2 separate regions of the Mus musculus genome follow, and region 2 is linked to region 1. A link is a loop called in an ENCODE intact Hi-C map of the cell type or tissue named here. Cell type or tissue: left cerebral cortex. All regions are shown on one strand. Each heading gives the region's core, and the rest is flanking DNA. Links, peaks and the distances in the headings are about the cores only.

Region 1 (10,130 bases), core at 872-8,871:
AAACTCAGAGCTCACTTAGTAGGTCTAGTCTGGTTAGCCAGCTTGCTCTGGGGATCCTGTGTCTGCATGCTGTAATTATAGGCAGGCGTTGGTCCATCCAGCAGTTGTGTGTGTTTTAGACTCTAGTGGGTCCTCATGCTTCTGCAGCAAACACTTTAACTATTGAATCATGACCATTATTTTATGAATTAATGGCCACCTTTTCCCAAGTATCACCACTCTATGGCTGAAGTCTACCAGTAAAATTTCCTTAGTGCACCAAACTTTATAGAACAGTGGAAGAAAGTGTGTGCGTATTTAAGAAGCAACAGTGAAATGAAGTTCAGGAGACAGGCCATTTATCACAGTGACTTTTGCTGATAAGCCAGCCATGGAGAGAAGGATGGCAATCTGCTGTAGCATTCAAGTTGACACTGCCTTTAGTTCACAGGTGTTTGTTGATGGTCACTTGTTTGATTTTGTGCTGCTGATGTTTGAACCCAGGGCCTCTTGCATGCTAAGCAAATGCTGCACAGTTCTGCATCCCTAGCCCTTTCCAGTTTTGAGTGCCATTAGTGATGAGAGAAGGTAGCTCATTTGAAGGCATAAGCAATTTCAAAGGGAATGACTCAAGGAGGCGATGTTTTTGCTGCCATCTAATTATAGATGAGAACCACATTTTCTCTTTTAGCAAATCCTAAATTAGAAGGTGAGATATTTTTTCCCCTTAATTTTCTTATTAATTGACCTGAGAGCACAAGTCATGGATGACACCTTCCTATGTGAAGACCATCCTGTATTTGGCTTCTGAGTACTGACTAGAGTATTTCAATCATTGTATAACCATTTTCAAATGTATTTGTCATGATACACCCCCACCCTTGAGTGTTCTCCCCCGCCTCTGTCTGTCTGTGTGCACATGCATGCATGTTTATGTGGATTTGAACTCTGAGCTGTTGTTCTAACTTCACATTATAATTGTCATTTTCTAAACAAAATAAAAGTGCAAGTGAGGTGTAGCTCAGTGGTAGAGAATTTACTTAGCACATGAAGGCCACCTGAATTTAGTCCTCAAAACTGGAAACAAAGGAAAAACAAAGAGCCATGCTGGGTTGATGCTGTCAGTTTGTCTTTCGGGTCACATTATTTGTCATTGTGTGCTGTACATTTCTTTCTGATCTAAAGATCATTGCACTGGGCTTCTTTGTTTACAGTCATTCTCACTGTTAAGACTAGAAGGTCCTAAGCTGTCCGTATTGAAGTAGAGAGGCATGGATTGGGGGTTTAGAGGTAACTACTCAGTTGGCAGGGGGCTTACCTAGATGCATGAAGCCCTGGGTTTGGTTCACAGTACTGCATAAATTGAGTATGTTGGCATACACTTGGAATCTCAGAAGTATGAGGCAGGAATATTGAAAGTTAAAGGGTACCTTTGACTGTATAGTGAGCTTGAGCACAACCTGCTATATATGAAACCCTGCCTAAAAAAGAAGTGTAATTTCTTAAGACCTGCATATATTTCCTAGGTGGAGTGAAGTCACCAGAAAGTTGGAATTCTGGGTTCAGATCTTGGAACAGAATGAGAATGGTGATTACTGTCCGGTGGAAGTAATTGCTGCAAAAGATGTCCCCACAGGAGGGATCTTCCAGCTCCGACAGGTACCAGCATTGTGACATCATAGTAAATTCCTCGACACTCGATGGCTTATAGTGGATTCTTTTGAACAGAACTTTTTTAAAAAAGACTTTTTTATTTATTTATTTTATGTATATGAGTACACTGTGGCTGTCTTCAGTCACACCAGAAGAGGGCATCAGATCCCATCATAGATAGTTGTGAGCCACCATGTGGTTGCTGGGAATTGAACTCAGGACCTTTAGAAGAGCAGTCAATGCTCTTAACCGATGAGCCATCTCTCCAGCCCCTGAACAGAACTTTTAATAATAATGATGATGGTCAAGCCCATTTCTCTGAAATAGTTAAATGTATTGGCATTTGTTTATCTATTGTGTATGTTTGTGGATAGGTAATGCCACTGTGCACATGTAGAAGTCAGAGGACAACTTGTGAGACTTGGTTTTCTCTTTTCCTTCAACATATAGTCCTGGGGTTTGAAATCAGGGTGTTAGGTGATAGTGGAAAGGTCCTTTATGTAGCCATCTCCCTGGGTTTTCATTTTCAATCCCATTTTTTTATATAAAAATATTCTCTTATGTCATAGGCATTTTCTTCTATTGTTAAAAGTCTCACTACTTAATGATGTTTTAAAAGTAGTTTCTAAAAGGGTTAAAAATAAGCCTTTTGAAAAATATTTTTATTATTTTGTATATGTCTGTATATGTGTGAGTTTGTATGCCACAGGATGCAGTGCAAGTCAGAGGATAACTTGGAAAAGTGAGTTCTCTCTGCTGTTTGGGCCTTGACAGTTGAACTCGGGTCATTAGGCTTGAAGCAAGCACCTTTACTGGCTGAGCCTTCTTGTTGGGTTGAAAACGAGAAGTGTTCCAGGAAAACTTAGTATTGAGGAGTGGGACTTAAGGCAGACATACCAGGCAGCTTCATGTGCTCATGAACATGAGTTCAAAGCTGCACAGAGAGAGAGCACTGAATATGCAGGGGAGGACTGCCGGCTCACTGCTGGCCCTCCAGGGGCCTAGCAGTGTACTTGTGAGCTCCTTCACCTGGAACACGGAGAAGGGGTTAGCACCAGTGTTGTGGGTTTGCATGAGAATTAGGAGAGTGTTGTATAATTATAGCCCTGTGCTTGACACATGGCAGGAGTGTGTGTGGCTGAGTCCATGCAATGTAGACTATGGATCCCTCACTGATCGCCCAGGTGAGTGGCCATCTGTCAGTCTGTGCTGCTGACCAACAGTGACAGGGCAGGTCTCCATATGTAATTAATCTGTTCAGTCTTCACTGTGAAGGTTTTCTGTGTATGTCCACATACCCTCCTCTTGCTGATCCTTCCTTTTCCCAAACCGTCTTCTCTTCTGCTTTCATGTCACATATCATAGACAGTGGAAAACCTCAGAGTAATCGGTACACATAATTGGAAGTATTCTTTTTACGACACTGTGCCTCATTTCAAAAATCTAGTAGGCTGTTCTCTAGCGTTTTCATACTTTAAGATATAACACTAGGGGGCTGGAGAGATGGCTCAGTGATTAAGAATACTTTCTTCTCTGCCAGCTCTCAAGTTTGATTCCCAGCGCCCAGGTCACATGGCTCCCAATCACTAGTAACTCCATCCCTAGGCTGTCTGTGGGCCCTCCATCATGACATCTATTCACAAAGGCACACACACACACATAAACAAAAAGAATAAATCTTTAAAAACCCATATTATTAGAATTGCTTTCGAAATGAATGTTAAAAGCATTCAGAGAAAAACATGAATGGCTGAAGGAAAGAGTGTCCACTTAAATATTTAAATTTCAGATTAATGTAGAAGGTGGAAGCAAATGAGTTTCTTCTGATGCCTTCATCCACAGGTGAGAGACTTAGAGCAAAAGGGAAGGATTCTCAGCTACAGTATTATGCAGAGACATGGCACTGTAGGGAGACACAGACGAATTTCTGAGGGTGAAGATCTTTCCCTAGGCGTTTTCCTTGGCGGCCTTAGGAAGTCATCTTAGGAAGCCAGGCTCGGTGCCTTTTCTGAAGCTTACTGTCAGCTGGATGTGTCAGTGTCAGTTGTACCTCAGACCCTTGACGGAGAGTGTCCAGAGATGCCAGGAAGGCTTCAGCGAAGGACGAGCATCCTCACCTCAGTGCTGAGAAAGACACTCCAGCTTGGTAAAGGGTTCCTCTCTCAGGTGACAGCGTAAGGACTCAAGGTGGGGCTCTGCTTGAGCGAAGGCCCTTGTAGGAGGGAAGTGAGATGATAGAGGCTGTCACAGAAGCAGGGTAAGGGATGTTTGTAACCATGGTGAGATGCTGCAGGAACAGAGGGGACCACAATAGCAGGAATGGGATTCAGAGTAGTGGCTGAGAGAATGTCCCAATGTGTTCTCTGAGACAGTAAGCCTTCCTCTGTCTTCCATATTATGTTTCAAATATTCAGGATAGGCTAAAGAGACAGAAGGCAGCTACCTGAAATGATGAAGTGGCCTTAGACTTAATAAAGTGGGTAAAGGTGCTTGCCACATAAGCCTGAAGACCCACATTCAGTCTCTGGGACCCTAGTGAAGATGAAAGGTGAGAAGTGACTGTAAAGTTGTCATCTGACCTGCAGTGTGGACCATGGCATGTTCACCCTCATATGCACACACACAAGGGTAATAATAATAACAATGAAATAAAACATGTTTACTGAGTGACTTTTCCCATAAAATATCAGATGCATACTCCTTGGAAATGTTCAGATCAGTGACTGTCCATCAGATGTTGTTAGTCCGAGCCTGTGGCTGCTTGAGTGGATGTTCCTGGCTGTGCAAAACTCTTGGGAGCTTAATTTCTAGATGAGAGGAAAAGTAATTGACTTAAAATTGGATGTTTAAGTTCTGTTGCTTAGATGCTCTTCTCTGTTCCTACCATGCTTGGGGATACCAGGAACCCTTCCCAGTGTCTGCCTAAGTGTGCGGAGTCACAGGGCTTGTTCTGGACACCCAAGCAGGGTCAGTTCTGATCACATTTGCAGCTTGATTTCTTTAATTCTGTGAAAAGGGCATTGTATACAGGTCAGTTCTTATCTTTTTTGTTATTTGTTTGTATTGATTGATTGATTGATTGATTGATTGATTGTTTCAGGATAGGGTTTCTCTTTGTATCCCTGGCTGATCTGGACTTGCTCTGTAGATCAGGCTGGCCTAGAATGCACAGAAATTTGCCTGTCTCTGCCTCCCTAGGGATGGGATGAAAGGTGTGCATCACTACTGCCTGGCAGTTCTTATCTTTAAAATAAGACTGAATCCCAACTTTGGTACCCTGTGCTTTAACATATGTAGGCTGCAAGTGTTTTTCTGCACCAGTTGCTTAGTGACAGCTATAGGACATCACACTTTAAACAGTTGTTCACATTCCATATAGGTCTACTACCTTGTTCTTCATGGCACTTCAGAGTACTTATCCATGTACTTGATTGTCCAGTTGCTGGGGCAAAGGTGACTTACAGTTTAGCCCTTGACCAAGCTTGGCCAGTTTAAATCCCTGTCCCACAGGATTGACATTATTTGTTTCATAACCATGATCTCTGTTGGAAGTAACTTCTCACTTAGTAGGTTGAAATAAAAGCTCTCATGGTTGCCTTGTCTGGAAGTTGCCCTTTTTCAGTCTAGGTCTCATTAGGTAGCCCCAGAACTCTATGCAGCCCAGGATAACCTCAAGCATGGAGATCTCCCTGCCAATTTCTGGAGTACTAAAGTTACAGTGTGAACCACCACACCTGGCTCAGTTCAACACTTTTTATTAGACACTGTTTGCATTTCCTTTGCTTGTAAGTTTTCATTTACCTGGTGTTTTGTCACATACCAGCACCAGAATTTTCCAGGCTGAGCCAGGAGGATTGCCTTGAATTCAAAATTAGGCCAGTGTAGGTAGGCCAGAGCTACATAGCTACATAGCAAAGCTATATAGCAAGCCCCTATTGTTCATTAAAATAATTTTCTTTTAGTTTCTAGTTATTTAGGAATTATAGAAAAATATGCTCATTTTGATTTTCTGTCTATTTGAAAGAAAATTCATTTTCCTGACTAGGTTAGAATGTATGCTTTAGTACTTAACAGTTATGAGGTAGATGAAAGCCAATTGCATTTTTCTATATCAGCCTATAGGGGTCTCTCTAAACCAGAGTTTTGAAACTCATGAAGCTGATTTTGTGTGTGTTTGTGTATATGTTCCCAAATCTCTGTGCTGCAGGGGCAGTCTCGGCGAGTTCAAGTTGAAGTGAAGTCTGTGCAGGAGTCAGGAACTTTACCACTGATGGAAGAGTGCATATTGTCAGTTGGCATTGGGTGTGTGAAAGTTAGGCCACTCCGGTCCCCTAAGATCCACGAGAATGTCCATGTAAGTTTCTGGGCCTGCTCTGTGCTTTTTGAAAGGCAACAGCAGAGCAGAATCGTTTGAGACTGCCACCCCTGCCCCACCATTGGTGTCTCCTTCAGTGCACTGTCTTGACAAGAGCACCTGTACTAGGCTGTTACTATGCTTTGTCCTGTTGTGTGGTGAACTGAGAGTTAAAACCTCTCAGCCTGGCAAACCACCAAGCCTAGCAGTGATTAACTTCCTCCCATGGCCCACCCCTCTAAAGAACCCCCACTGGCTGGTAAAGACTCTTTGCCAGCGGGTGTTTGATTTCCCCTGGAGTAGGGGGTGGTAAGCCCAGCAGGGAGATCATTGTACTGAGTCTGAAAAGGTCAGGGGAGCCTCTTCACTCCCCCCTAGAAGCTCCAAGTCTTACCAGCTTCGACATGGGATGGCTGGTAAGGCTGGGTGGGAGGCCAAGGTGTGATGTATCAATTAGACAAGAAGACAGGAACTGGGGGAGAACATAGTGGTTGTGGTTGGAGGCCTGATGTGGGGGTAAATAATTGTTTTGGTTCTACATAATACGTTGTTTTCTTTTAGGAGGAAGAGGAGGACATGGACAGCTACCAGGTAATTGAGCACCTGTTGGCCTCATCAAATCAGCTTGATTCAAGTACTTAATTACACAGGCCAGGATCTTTCTGCACTGCTACTTGATAATTAAACAATTCTGCTTTTCCCAAAAAGTCAAACAAAGTATGGAAAGGCTGTGTATTGTAGGGGTTCATGGGCTAGGATTAGGACACCCTGTGACAAAGTCCTTTCTTAATCAGGGACACTGCATTGGCCTATTTACAAAGCCACCTCCCAGCTACCTTGCCTGGGATTCCCTTGAGCTGAGTCACCCATGGGCTTAGGGAATATATGGGTGTGTGCGCGCACATGCACGTGCACATCTATTTCTGCGTCTTACATGTGTGAGACTAGGTCACCCTGAATGCCCCCTTCCTTGAGCTGTCCATTAGTTTTGGAGGTTTTGTTTCTCTGTCGTTTCTTTTCCTAATGTGCCAGATTTTGTTTATGTCTGTGAAGTTGCATCTTGTTGTCATCATTTAGAACTGCCCAGGCTCTTTGGAGCCTGATTATGTCATCTGCTGTAGTCACTCTCCTGGCTTTGCATCATCCTAATTTGATAGAAATGTCTGCTTTCCTATAAGTCACTGATTAAAAGAAAAAAAGGCAAGAGAAAAACCTCACCATATCAGCTGGGTTGAACTCAGAGTATGAACTAAGAGAATGGAGCCTTCTTTTAAACAGACATTATCCCATTCATCACTGCTTTCTGGATGTGGTATTTGAGGTCCCTGTGATTGCACTTAGAGGAGATGCACAGCACGTTTTCTCCATCTTGTCCACAGGAATGTCATAGGCTATTTGGTTAAATGTGCTGTTGAAATCCAGACACTGACATCTGCAGCATTCCTCTGAACCACCAGCCCCTAACCATGTTACTAAAGGAAGTGAAGTCAGACTGGCGTGCTGGCAGGTGCTGACTGGTGGGGTTCAGTCTGTCAGTAACCACCCCTGTTGTCTTGCCCACTGCTACCTCCCAAATATGCCCAAGGAGTAGACGCATGTGCTATTGGAGGTGGCTAGACACTTGAAAGCTTCTTTCTGGTAGTTCTGAGGAGTGAACATTTGAAGCTTGTTAAGTACAGTTTGTGTTTCTAGTCCAGCCAGGCAGCCTCACAGAAGATGTTGTTTCTCATGGGTGGAGTTAAGCAAGTACAAAGAGAACCAATTCCTAAAGGCCTGTCCACTCTAGAGTCCACTAATGCTTCCTGCTCTGGGAGTGGTGATCTGAATTGTAGGTAGAGTCACTTGTTGGCCGTTCGTGCTGGGCTGGCCCGAAGCTCAGGTGGTAGACTGCTTGCCTTGCATTCAGTTTTCATGTCCCGATTATTCTGGGCATGGTGACAGAAGCCTGTGGTCATCCAGCACTCTTAGGTGGGAACAGAGACTCATCAGGTTGACTTCATCTTTAGCTCCATAGTGGATGAGTTCCAGGCCAGTCTAGGTTTTATGAGACATTGTCTTTGAAAAAGAAAAGAAGGGAAAAAAAATAGTTGTTGCGTGCTGCTTATGTCTTGGAGTTAGGAGAGCAAAGTTAATTTGGGGAGTGTCTAGTTTAAGCGTGTGGCCTGGATATTGCATTGAGTGTGGCTTCTTCTATTTTCTTTCAGGATAGGGATTTAGAGCGGCTTCGTAGAAAATGGCTCAATGCATTAACCAAACGTCAAGAATACTTGGATCAACAACTGCAGAAGCTTGTCAGTAAACATGGTAGGAAGAAAAGTTGGACATTTCCCTCTCCCCCATTCCTCCCTCCCTCTGCTGCATGCACATATACTCACACAGTACTCCCTGCCCTGCACTAAATCTGTCTAAATGTGGGAACAGCAAGCAGAATTGCTAGACCTAACCCTAACTCTGCTCTTCTAGACAAAACTGAGGATGATGCTGACCGAGAGGCACAGCTCCTGGAGATGCGGCTGACGCTCACAGAGGAAAGAAATGCAGTGATGGTGCCTTCTGCTGGGAGTGGCATTCCAGGGGCCCCTGCAGAATGGTAAGGTCCTACAGTGTGTCTTCTGAAAGCTTCAGGGATGACCAGGCACCTCGATTCCCACTTGTATTTTGCAGTGATGTTGTTAATGAATGGATTGTTCATAATGAGAACTGAGATATTGAAAGACTGTTAAATTATTTTCATGAGTTGGATATGACTATGGCTTGAAACTTTTATTAAATAATATTGTTATTGGCCAAGGTAATTAGGATTTCTGAGAACTTAAATCAATATTTAGTACCACTGCACTTAGCATTAAAAAATAGTTAATATGTTAATTACTTGGATCATTTGTTCCCTTAAAAGAATGTTAGGTCATTATGCAGTTAGAAAACTGCATCTCAACCAGTTTTTGGTTTTGGTGCTTAAGCTGTGCTGTCAGCAAATGTTCTCTGACACTTGACTGGAATTAAAGATAGCAAAGCAAGAAGCCACAAGGATCCCTTAAGTATGTCATTTGTCAAGAAAGCAAGCTTTAGACGGGCTGCTGGTGAAGTGGTGAGTCTGTGAGAGTGAGCTCCTATGCCCCAGCACTGGACGGCTCCTGCAGTCAATCACGAGCCTCGTCACACTGTCTTAGAGGGACATCATTGCTCAGGCCATTGTCCCCAAGGGTACATGTGATCCTGAGGGACTGCTGTGTCTCAGGTACTGTATATAACCTGTTCTTCATGTTTTAGGACCCCAGTGCCTGGGATGGAGACCCACATTCCTGTTATATTTCTTGACTTAAATGGTAAGTTAGAGGTGGCTTCCAGAGGCTTACCTTGACAACACAGTGACAGGGTAATCCTTTATACATCTAGCCAATCATGTTTCGGGGTGTAGTCACCCTGATATAGGCTCAGTGCTCTGTGTGTGGTGTTCTGATGCTGGACAAGGGCTGTAAATCTCAGTATCAGTCTTGCTGTGGTGTGCAGCCCCCACCTTTTCTCCCATTTCTGTCCATCTCTTTCCATCCTTTGAGCCTTATGCATGCTAGACAAGTGTGCTCCAGTGAGCTGCAGCCCAGCCCAGCAGCTCTGGCTGTGGTGCTCACATCTCCCTGTGGCTTCCTGCTTCTCTGAGTGAGCTTTATTTCCCTACCCACTTAGGGGATTTGTCCACACTGATCTATGTTCGACTTCAGTGCTCTGAAGAAAATGTCTATCTGGAAAGGACCAACAACTAGGGATACTGTTTTCTTAGCATTATTTAACGACTTTCTCAGCCTTTTTGTGAGTTCCTGTGAACTTAACCTTACTTGCTTATTTTTCTTTTTACATAACTGTTGTTTTCCCCAGCCCCCGCACAGCCATTCCACCAGTCTCTGTCTATAGGAGGGAAAATAGAAAATGCAAAGGTAGGTTAGGGAGCTAAAAATAAGAAGTCAGCAGTTAAGCTCCACGAAACACCTGCAGAAGTGTGTGTTACCACAAACTTCCCTAAATAGAGAAGCCTGGGCATCCTCAAGTGGTTCCCTTCACTGAGTGGAAGTGTGTTAGGATGCCTGAGGGGCCCAGCATCTGTGCCCCTGAGGGCTCACGTGTGCACAGGTTAGAGAGACACGGGGCA
Region 2 (10,130 bases), core at 1,194-9,193, 250 kb after region 1:
TGTAGACTATTAATGAATTTTTGTTCTTTATTCTGCCCTTTATCTCCTTCCCTGTATCTTATAGTTAACTCCGTTGCTTTACCCATTTTGTCTTCGTAAATCTGAAAAACTCTCATTTGTTGTTTAACTGTTAAAAATTTTTGGTGTGTGGTGCTTGGTGGTTCATCTTAAATAGGTCATAGCGTGCTCCACACTGTTCGTTCCTTAAATAACCCAATGATACGTTACTACAGTTTTGTTTTTAGTCATTCTGTCTGGATAGACTTGGGTTAGGCAGGACTTTTTTTTTTTTTAATAATTCTTGTTTTTGTTGCTGTTAGCACAATTAATTGTACATACTAATGTATTTCCCTATGCTGTTTCCACACATGCGTGCGGTGCATACTGATCCTAGCCAGCCATTGTTCCTTCGTCCCCAACACCTCCTCTCCCCAGTGCCTTATAATCACCGTCCTCTTTGATTTGTGTGTGAGGGGCGGGTATGGATTATTTATTTATCTATCTTGTTTTCTCTTTCGGCACATGAAAGAGAACATGCAGTACTTTGCCGTCTGCATTTCTGTAGCTGGTAATTTCCTAATGTACTCTTCCCAGTTTGTTCCCAGTCACATCCATCTTGCTGCACCTGACAAGGCTGTGGTTGTTTAACTGAATGGGTTACATGATGTGGGTATCTGCCATGTTCCCTTCATCAGTTCCTGGCTTGCGAGCACCTAGACAGAGTTTATATCTTTGTCTCGTTCATGCTCTTATAAATGTGTATTCCTCCCATAAATCTAAAGAGAAATATTATAAATTTAAAGCCCTGAAAACTGTTGTTCAGGTCTGAGGTGGCCTCTTGGTTGGTTGGTTTGATTTTAGATTGTTGACAATTTTCTTCCTCTGAATTTTCCCAAAAGTCTTGTTGCTGTTTGTTGGTACTTTGATGTAGATGTTCCACAGTGAAAGCTAAACATCATATAATTGGAACAAGGGCCACAAGAAAGCTAAGGTACAAAGTCCCTGAATCTTTGGTGCCTCTGGCTCAGTTACCAGGGTCCCACCCCTCACCCCCAGAAGCCTGGCGAGGATAACAGCTGGCTGGCCTCTGTGTCTTTCTCCATTGTTTGTCTCATTTGTGTGGACACCGTCTCTCCTCAGAGTATTTCCTTCTCTCAAAAATAATGTGTGCTGCCTAAGTGCATTCCTGTGTGTGTTTATATATTAATTTCCTCCTTGAGTCAAAGCTGTTCCTAAGCCCCGCCCCTTAGCAGTCGAGTGTCTAAAGAGGCAAGGGAAGAAAAGATGCTGGCTGTGCCCTTTACAGGAGTTCTGATAGGGGAAGAGCTTTCCTCCACAGTGCAGCAGGACAGTATCACTATAAGACCAGCAGTCCACTGACAGTCCAGGGCTAGGGAATGGGGGAGCGCACCAAAGTGTGGGGTTTGAATTGGTTTTGGAGGGCAGAGTTGTAGTTGATGGTTGGGGAAGTATTTCTTCCTTTTTTAGGCAATAAATCTTTAAGAATTTCATTTGTAGGGCGTTTAACCTTTGTAAAGGACCTTGAGATTTCCCTGTATTGTTGCTGACTACTCTTTTCACTTTCTCTCAACCAGGCTGCCATTTCTCCTGTGTATGTCGATCTCAGTCTTCTGCACACTGGCTTGCTTCTGGCTGAATCCTGTTTTACATCTAAGAGTGGAATCAGTACCTCACCTTAGGGGCCTTGTTCTGCATTCTCCCCGCCCTCTTGGCCTTCATTGTCTGCTATAAGGACTGTTATGACCAGAAGCAAATCCCTGTTTCAGGCTGATGACTTCTTATTGCCCACCCTGTTCATAGACATCATTCTGTCCTCGTCAGCCCTTTCCCAGTTATGCTTTTCTCTTTGTACTACTGGATTCTGCACATGGGCACACAGGCATGCACACTTCATGTGCACATGTGTGTACATACACACCACTGCACTTGTACTCACAAAAACATAGAAGTCAAATGGAAAGACAAAGAGACGGAAGAGGGAGGAGTGAAGGGCAGAGGAGAAATGAATCTGATCAACATGGATTCTAGATGTGAAGGGAAATGTCACAGTCAAACCTGTTATTTTATAAGTGAGTGTGTGCTTATAAAATTAAAGTTAGCCAGGTGGCAGTAGTGTATGCCTTTGATCCCTGCATTGGGGAGGCAGAGGCAGGCAGATCTCCATGAGTTCAAGGCCAGCCTGGACTACAGAGAGAGTTCTAGGACTAGCAGGGCTACACAGAGAAACTCTGTCACAAACAAACAAAGAAACAAACAACAACAAAAAATTAAAGTTAATTATTAGAGAACAAATTAGGTAAAGACAGTTCTCACTAGCCTTAGACGTTTGTTTTAGTTTTTATTTTATGCACTTATATGCATAAAAGGGGATACTGCATGCAGGCCTGGTACCTGCAGAGGTCAGAGGAGGGTATCAGATCCCCTAGAGCCAGAGCTGTGGAGGATTTGAGTCATTGTGTAGGTTACGGCATCTGAACTCCAGTCCTCCGCGAGAGCAGCTGGTGCTCCTAACCCTGAACCTTCTTCCCAGCCCGCTGCGTGTCAGTTTTTACTAGTTTACTCCATCTGTGTAGCCATCAGTGAGGTGCTTTTAATTCTTGAGCTGAGCAAGATAAGTTTTTTGTTTGTGTTTTTATCACTCCTCAAATGCTGCTGACACCAGCAATGCCTGCATTGCCTTGGAGAAGGACAGACATTTGAAGTATTGCCTGGCATTGGAAGGTGTCACTAAAGTCTTTATAGCCTATATCTGTCCTGGAGCTCTGGGAGTCAATGAGACTAACTCTGCTCAGGGCTGAAATTACAAACATCTGTAAACCGGAACACCAAGTGTCTTGTAATGGTTCCAGCTCAGTGGTCCTCACACCAGGGCACTGCCTGGCATTTGTTTGTGGGTGTTCATTTTCAAAAGATGGTGTTGATGGGTGAGGCTCAGAGGTTTGTCCCCACTGTGTTTTCTTCTGGATCAGTCATTCTTACACTTTTAGGGGTCATGGCCCTTTCTGACCACCAGTTAAATCTGCAAAGGCACGCAGAATCACATACGCCTTTTCAGGGAATTTTGGGGTCCTGTGAAGTCTACCTCATCTCAGAGAAGTCTAATGTATATATAAAACGGTTGCTGTCTTAAGCCAAATATGCCACTTACTGCACTGCCGGGTCCCCTTTGTCCCCAGTTCAGTTTCCTTCTGTATACACAGGAAACAGTCCAAGGCTTATTGCATAGCTACCATAAAAACCGTTGTGCCCCAACCAGCACACACTTCCTTCCTTTTGTGGAAACAGTGTGGAAACATAAGTATGGACCTGAGACGTTCTGCCCAGGAAGGGAAAGGGCTGCTAGACATATTACTGAATATCTGAGGAGAGGAAAGAAGCCAGTCACACACTGCCTGTAACACACTGAACCCTCTGTGCCCCGTAAAAGAAGTTTATAACAGGACCACACTTTGTTACTTAACAAAATAGTGAAGCCAGTGCCTGCATATTTCCATACTCAGTGTTAAAGCAGAATCTTTTAAGAGTACGGATACTCAAAGGTGGCAGTGTAGATTTGAAGCTTTGCTAGGCTGCTCTGTTTGGGTGTTCTTTCTTTGCTGGGGAGTAGACTGTGGCATGGAAAGGTAGAATGAGACTTTTTCGTGAAGCATGTGGCTCAGGGCTTTCCGGGACAAGATGAAAACATTTGTGGACTCTTTGGCCTCTCAGTTCTTGCAACTTTGCTTCCAACCAAATCCTAGTTTATGCAGAATGTTTTTAAGTGCTCTGGAAATAATCACAGTTCAAATCCAACATCTTAAAGAACTCATTGTCGTGTGCCAGTGGGGTTCACAATTTACAAGCAGAGAGAGCGTGTGAGCTCCCAAGATTCACAAAACATAACTAAAGGAGGTGGGAAGTAGGTCAGGACTGTCCCATCTCATAGGGAACTGGGCTCAAAGTTATGAGGCTAGTTGTGGAATTGGGAAGAGGACTAAGTTTCTAACCCGGTGTTCCTTCTGGTTCTTCTACCCTTGATACAGGCAACTCACCCTGCCTGTCTACCCATCGCATGTGCTTTTCTCCTGTGCTTCACAGTTATTCTGAGAACGCAGCTACTCAGTTCACATGTGATTCCCAGGCAAGCAGCAGGAGCATTCCCTGGGAACTTGCTGGAAATGCAGATTCTCAGGCTCTACCTTGAAACAAACCAGAAACTGTGGAAGCAAGCTCAGCAGCTTTGTCCTGCGCACTCTCTAGGTTGCTCCATATTGAAGTTTAAAACCATGTAGAATGCATGTGCGTGGCATTCTGAAGAGGGCAGCACTGTAGACATAGGAAGCCTTAGTTGTGATTGAAAAACACGTGTAGATAGGGAAAGAGTGATCTTAAATGTCCAGTTCTGTGAAGCTGGATATGGTGTGGGCAGCCAGTCATGGCAGGACTGTTACTCCCTGTGGGAGAGCTTGCTGCTGGACTAGACACAGCAAGAGCAGCATTTGCTCTGGTCCCTGCATGGTTCATAAGTTCTGATTAGAGCTTTCTTTTGTCTTTTAGCCCATGGACCAAGCTTCTCTCAAAAACAGTGACGTTCTGATTCTCACAGGGCTGACACAGATCCCTACTGCAAACCCGGACGGCATGGTGGGCGAGTTCTGCAGCAACCTCGGTAAGGGGCCACTCAGTGTTGGACTTGGGTACATTTCTCATTTGAGTCCTGCCTTCTGGTATCTCTTTGAAGCCTCCCTGCTCCCATTTCTTTCCACCCCTTCGTTTCTTCCTCAGAATGAATTGTTGTCCACAGGAGTGGTTCTCAAGGAATGTCAATCTAAAGGTAGGCTAGGAGTTGTACAGACCCACAGCGGACTTGTTAGCAGTTCCTAGAAGAGATACTGAGCGTTCTCTCACAGGCCGTGTTGGTTGACCCCTCACTGTGGTGGGCTTGGCCGATGTGTGCTCACAGGTAACAGCAGAAGAGTCACACCCCCTCACTCTGCTTTGCAAATACTAGCTCAGAAATGACTCACACTTGAAATTCATAGCAGTGTAAAGATGGAAACACAGAATTGTTCCCACTAACATTTGGTTGCTTTTATTTTTCTTCTTTTGGGAAAATTTCAATTGAGAGCCCTCTAGGATGTTTTCTGCCTGGAAGACATTTATTGTCTTATAGACTAGATGGGCAGTGAAATCTCACAATCCTGTCCTTATTTTAAGAAAGTAGGATGGAGGCTGGAGAGATGGCTCAGAGGTTAAGAACACTGACTGCTTTTCCAAAGGTCCTGAGTTCAAATCCCAACAACCACATGGTGGCTCACAACCATCTGTAATGAGATCTGATGCCCTCTTCTGGTGTGTCTGAAAACAGCTACAGTGTACTTACATATAATAAATAAATAAATCTTAAAAAAAAAAAAGAAAGAAAGAAAGAAGGATGGCTGCTGTCTTTGTATGTGCAGGCTGCTATTTGATAACAAAATATTATCATTGGTGTATAAACTAATCACATTACTGCCCCTTGGTTTGGTTAAGGGAAAGTTTTATTGTAGATATGAGAGAAAATAGCAGGAGATAGAATAGAGAAAATATAGTAAGAGAGTCAGGAGCAGAACAGAACAGAGCCCAAGAGTGTATTGGGGGTAGGAGGGGAGGGAGGGAGGGAGGGAGGGAGGGAGGGAGGGAGGGAGGGAGGAGGGAGGGAGAGAGGGAGGGAGAGAGGGAGGAGAGAGAGAGAGAGAGAGAGAGTTAGAGAGAGAGAGAGAGAGAGAGAAAGAGAGAGAGGGAGAGAGAGAGAGAGAGAGAGAGAGAGAGAGAGAGAGAGAGAGAGAGAGAGAGAGAGAGAGAGAGAGAGAAATATATATCAATAGCAGGGTTATAAGAAGAATGTGTATCTGGCTGGAATTTAAGAAGGGCTAGGAGCTAGGGCAGACTCTGAAATGTCTAACAGGTACTTGTGATACTGAGGGAATGTGGAGGCCTGCATGAGCTTTGACATGCTAATAGGCGCCATGGGTAGTCATATGACCCTTCTGCCAAAGTAAAAGAAATGACTCTGAGGTAGATGGGAACCTGCTTCACACGTTTCTGAGGAATGCTGGCTTTTATCTAACCACCAGAAATCTTGCTATAGTCCAAGCTGAGCTCATTTCTGGGTATATGCGTTTTGGAGTTTGGAAAATTGGAGTTTTCTTTGGACTAACAGTGGCTTAGGCAGTGAGCATTTGTCTCACAGTCCCGAGACTGGGAACTCTGAGACCCAGGTAGCCACTCTTTTCCTGCATCTTCGAGTGGAACAAAGGACATATGTTTCCATTCCTCTTCTTACAGAGGCACTATTCTCATCATGGGGTCTCTGCCTCCATGACCTAATCTAAACGACCTAACCCCCTCCTCATGTGCCTGCTTCAGAACGTCACCATACTGGCCAGCTGGCTGCCACATATAAACTCAGTGGGGCAGGGGGCATAAAACATTAAGTCTGAGCTAGCTACCCAAGCCGAGCTGAGGGCTGACCTTCACCTCCCAGCAACTTTAAGTGGTATTACTCTGGCTCCAGGAAGATGTGTCCGGCTTCATTTTGCATGGAAGGCACTGTCCTTTGAAATCCCTTGAGCCTGGCTACTAAGTATGTTTGCTGCTCTAAAGACAGAGGTAATTTATTCTTACTGTAGAAAAGTTGTTGGACTGGTCTCAGATAGAATCTGAGTTTTGTGTATTTGTTAATAATCTAGAATCACTAACTCCTGAAACTTTAGATTTGGAGAAAACCCAACATCTCATGCACTGTGTCACTGTGTCACTCTCCTCAAGATCCGAGATCATCCAATAAAAATGCACTCGGTGAAAAGCTGCATGGTCAGCATGCTCCCTTGGCAATTTTTATACAGAGTAAAGCTTGAAAAGCCCTGGCCTTACTCATCCCCACATAATAAGGGGGAAACTGAGGCCCAGCCAGGCTGGAGTGGCAAACTTGTGACCCTTCCTTGCATCTCTGAGCAGAAGCAGACTGGAGCCAGGCTCTCAGAAGTGTCTCCTTCATTCCTTGCTGCCTTCTAAAGACGACCTGTCTGTCACAGGAGTAGGAAAGGCTGTTGACAACAGACTGCAGGTCCTCCCCAACTACCTACCTCCGTTGTTCTGTAAATGAAGCAAAAGCCAACTTGACTTTACAGTTTTTCAGCCATTCATGCTTTTAACACATTACAGCCCATAATGTGATTATTTCCACATTCCATAACTGGCTGTGTTTCAGATAATAGATCGTTTCTTACAGACAAATACTAGTGCCAGAAAGTGTGATGAAAAGGACTTAAAAGGGAACAGATTGTTTCTTCTGAATCACTCAGCCACAGTCAGAGACTGAGTAGAAACATCCTGAAAATTTGAAATAGGATTTAGAGAGAAGGAGTTGCCTAAAGCTCAGGTTCACTGGAGACATTAAAACCTACCAGGGGATTCAGTTAGACAGTGATGAGAACATCAGCCTTCAATCTTGCATTGCCCAATGTACACTTCTCTACAAAAGATTAGACAGTTATAAAGTGTGGGGGTCATAAGAACAGGCTGAGGTTAGAAAGGTTTTGTGTGTGGAAGTGTTGAGGTAGAGAACACAGAATAGTAGGGTTATAAAGAGATTGAGTAGTTAGGACTGGCTTACAGTTTCAGAGGTTCAGTCAGTCCATTATCATTATCATGGTGGGAAGCATGGCATCATGCAGGCAGACATGGTGCTAGAGACAGAGTTGAGAATTCTACATTTTGATCTGCAGGCAGCAAGGAAAGACTGTTCCATACTGGGCAAAGCCTGAGCATATAAGACCTTAAAAGCTCACCCCCACAGTAGCAAACTTCTTCCAACAAGGCCATGCCTCCTAAATAGTACCACTTCTTATGGGCCAAGCACTCAAACACATGAATCTGGTGGCACAAAACGGAAGTCTGACTGGAGGATGTTTAGAGTAGGGGGAGGAAGTGAGAAGCACTGCAGTGCACCACCCATGGATTTTGAAATGTGTAGTGGATACTTAGGATACTGAAGCAACCTGGAGCCAGGGGTAGCTGTTTAATCCTTCTGCCAGAGCCAGGGAAATGCCTCCTTTTGGTTGATGGGGAGTGGTTTCACAAGTTTCTGAGAAATACTAACTTTATGTAACTGCCAGAAGTCATCCCATAGCTCAGGTTGAGCTTGACCTTACAAAAGCTACATAGCAAGACCCTGTCTCAAAAATAAATCATATCATACACAGGAGAAGAGAAATAATGTAATTGTCATTTTAAAGGTTGTATTTGTCCTTTCTAACATTGTTCTTTTGGTACCATCTTCTCTCTCCTCAACTTTTCCAGCTCTGACAGTTCGGAATGGAGGAAACGTGTTGGTCCCTTGCTATCCTTCAGGCGTGATCTATGACCTCCTGGAGTGCTTATATCAATACATTGACTCCGCTGGCCTCTCCAACATCCCTTTCTACTTCATCTCCCCCGTTGCCAACAGTTCACTCGAGTTTTCCCAGATTTTTGCTGAGTGGTAAGTCAGTAGTATCCTTTCTCTGAGTTCTGCTTAAGTATGTTCAGTCAGTAAAAATGAAAATAACTGTGATTTCTTAAGAGTACTTAAGACTTCATGCATGTGCATGTGTGTGAACTACTGAAAGTCAAATCCCATACATTGCTAGCATTTAGAAGCATAGGTACGAAGAAAGGATAAGAAAGCCCCAAGCTCATACTGTTGTAATTACCTACATCTGATAAGAAAAGCTAGATCTTTATTTCCATAGCCAGTTTATCAAAGATCCATTTTATTATACCAAGAAGCTGACCAACTCCTAGAGCAGACACTTAGACATAGGTTACTAAGCTTTGACCATGTTCGAAGAGTTTGAGTCTAACTCCCCTGGTCAAAAGAGGGAAGTGGAGGTAGATGTAATTTCTAAATTCTTAAGAGCCATGTGACACAGAATAGAATATGTCCAATCAGTTTTAGTAGTATGGTGACCAAATGGACACACAGCAGTTACTAAGTTCCTCCCTGAAAATGGAATTTTTACATTACCATGTTATAACATATCCCAGTGTTATGCCCCTCACCCCTCTCCTGGTTTTGGTGTGTGGGTTTTTCCTTCCCATTGAATTGTGGGCGTCTCCCTGAGTTGACTCTGCTCCCTTTGGTCAATAGGACTGCTCCTTGTCTTTACTTCTCACTCGTTTTTATCCTTACACACAAGTGTCTTCCCCACATAGGAGACCCCAAGCAGCATTTGCAGATGAAGTTAACATGTTAGAAACTTGTTTTCATTCAGACCCCCAATAAAAATACTGCAGCACACTCCTGGGTCACGCCCTGTGGGCTGAGTAGACAGTGCCCCACCATATCAGGCCTGTGCCTACAAGAATGGTCGTCACCCAGCACAGGGATTGGAGTCCTGCAGGGTCTTTCTGTGAGTTTGTTTTGCAGGTGTGTGTTAGTTCATAAGTGGGCAAGCCATGTTATGTAGAAAAACAAGTTATAGAAAATAATAGAGACCTGGAGCCCACAACACCACTGTCCAAATAAACCCCATCTGACCTAGAAATCATGTTGAGTAGTTAACATTTTTTTAGATATCACCTTGTCAAGTTTCACTTCTTAATTTTAAATTCTGATTTTGTTTTCCTAAAGGGGTTGCAGCTCAGTAGTGCAGTGCTTATGTAGCAGAAAACATTCAATAACACTAAACCATTATGAAACCTTGTGAAGAGCAGCAAATGTTTGTTTTCCCAGCACTTGGGAAGCTGAGGCAGGAGGAGAACAGGTTCAAGGCCAGACTGCTACAGCCCATACCTTGTCTCTTCTTTCTTTGAAAGAAAAAAATGAGCACACAGTCAGCACGTACTGAGCACACAGTAAGCTCACAGTGAGCACACAGTGAACACACAGTGAGCATACAGTGAGCACACAGTGAGCATACAGTGAGCACACAGTGAGCACACATTGAGCTCACAGTGAGCACACAGTAAACATACAGTGAGCACACAGTGAACACACAGTGAGCATACAGTGAGCACACAGCACACAGTGAGCACACAGTGAGCATACAGTGAGCACACAGTGAGCATACAGTGAACACACATTGAGCACACAGTGAGCACACATT

What was found. Hi-C counts contacts between places; a loop is a spot of excess contacts. Peaks named below come from ENCODE experiments on the same cell type or tissue, not always from the same donor. Only the 100,000 strongest peaks of a DNase experiment are listed, where the experiment ranks them.
Region 2: a loop joins it to region 1, with 2.5 times the contacts of the local background. A loop is called at or near these places in 3 of 42 quality-filtered maps.

Annotation. Positions count from the first base shown.
Region 1 is chr14:64,759,164-64,769,293 of GRCm38, forward strand. It overlaps Kif13b (kinesin family member 13B), which reads left to right. Exons shown (of 40, transcript NM_001081177.2): 24 at 1,506-1,638; 25 at 5,840-5,986; 26 at 6,548-6,577; 27 at 8,191-8,290; 28 at 8,450-8,576; 29 at 9,257-9,312. Among named protein-coding and RNA genes, the nearest start is that of Gm26225, 10 kb to the left of the region's middle. In left cerebral cortex, for the core only: a CTCF peak has its summit at 5,736; a DNase peak (open chromatin) is centred at 5,908.
Region 2 is chr14:65,011,973-65,022,102 of GRCm38, forward strand. It overlaps Ints9 (integrator complex subunit 9), which reads left to right. Exons shown (of 17, transcript NM_153414.5): 9 at 4,558-4,669; 10 at 8,344-8,524. Among named protein-coding and RNA genes, the nearest start is that of Gm52118, 30 kb to the right of the region's middle. In left cerebral cortex, for the core only: a CTCF peak has its summit at 5,398 (motif pointing left); a DNase peak (open chromatin) is centred at 5,003; H3K27ac peaks cover 353 bases.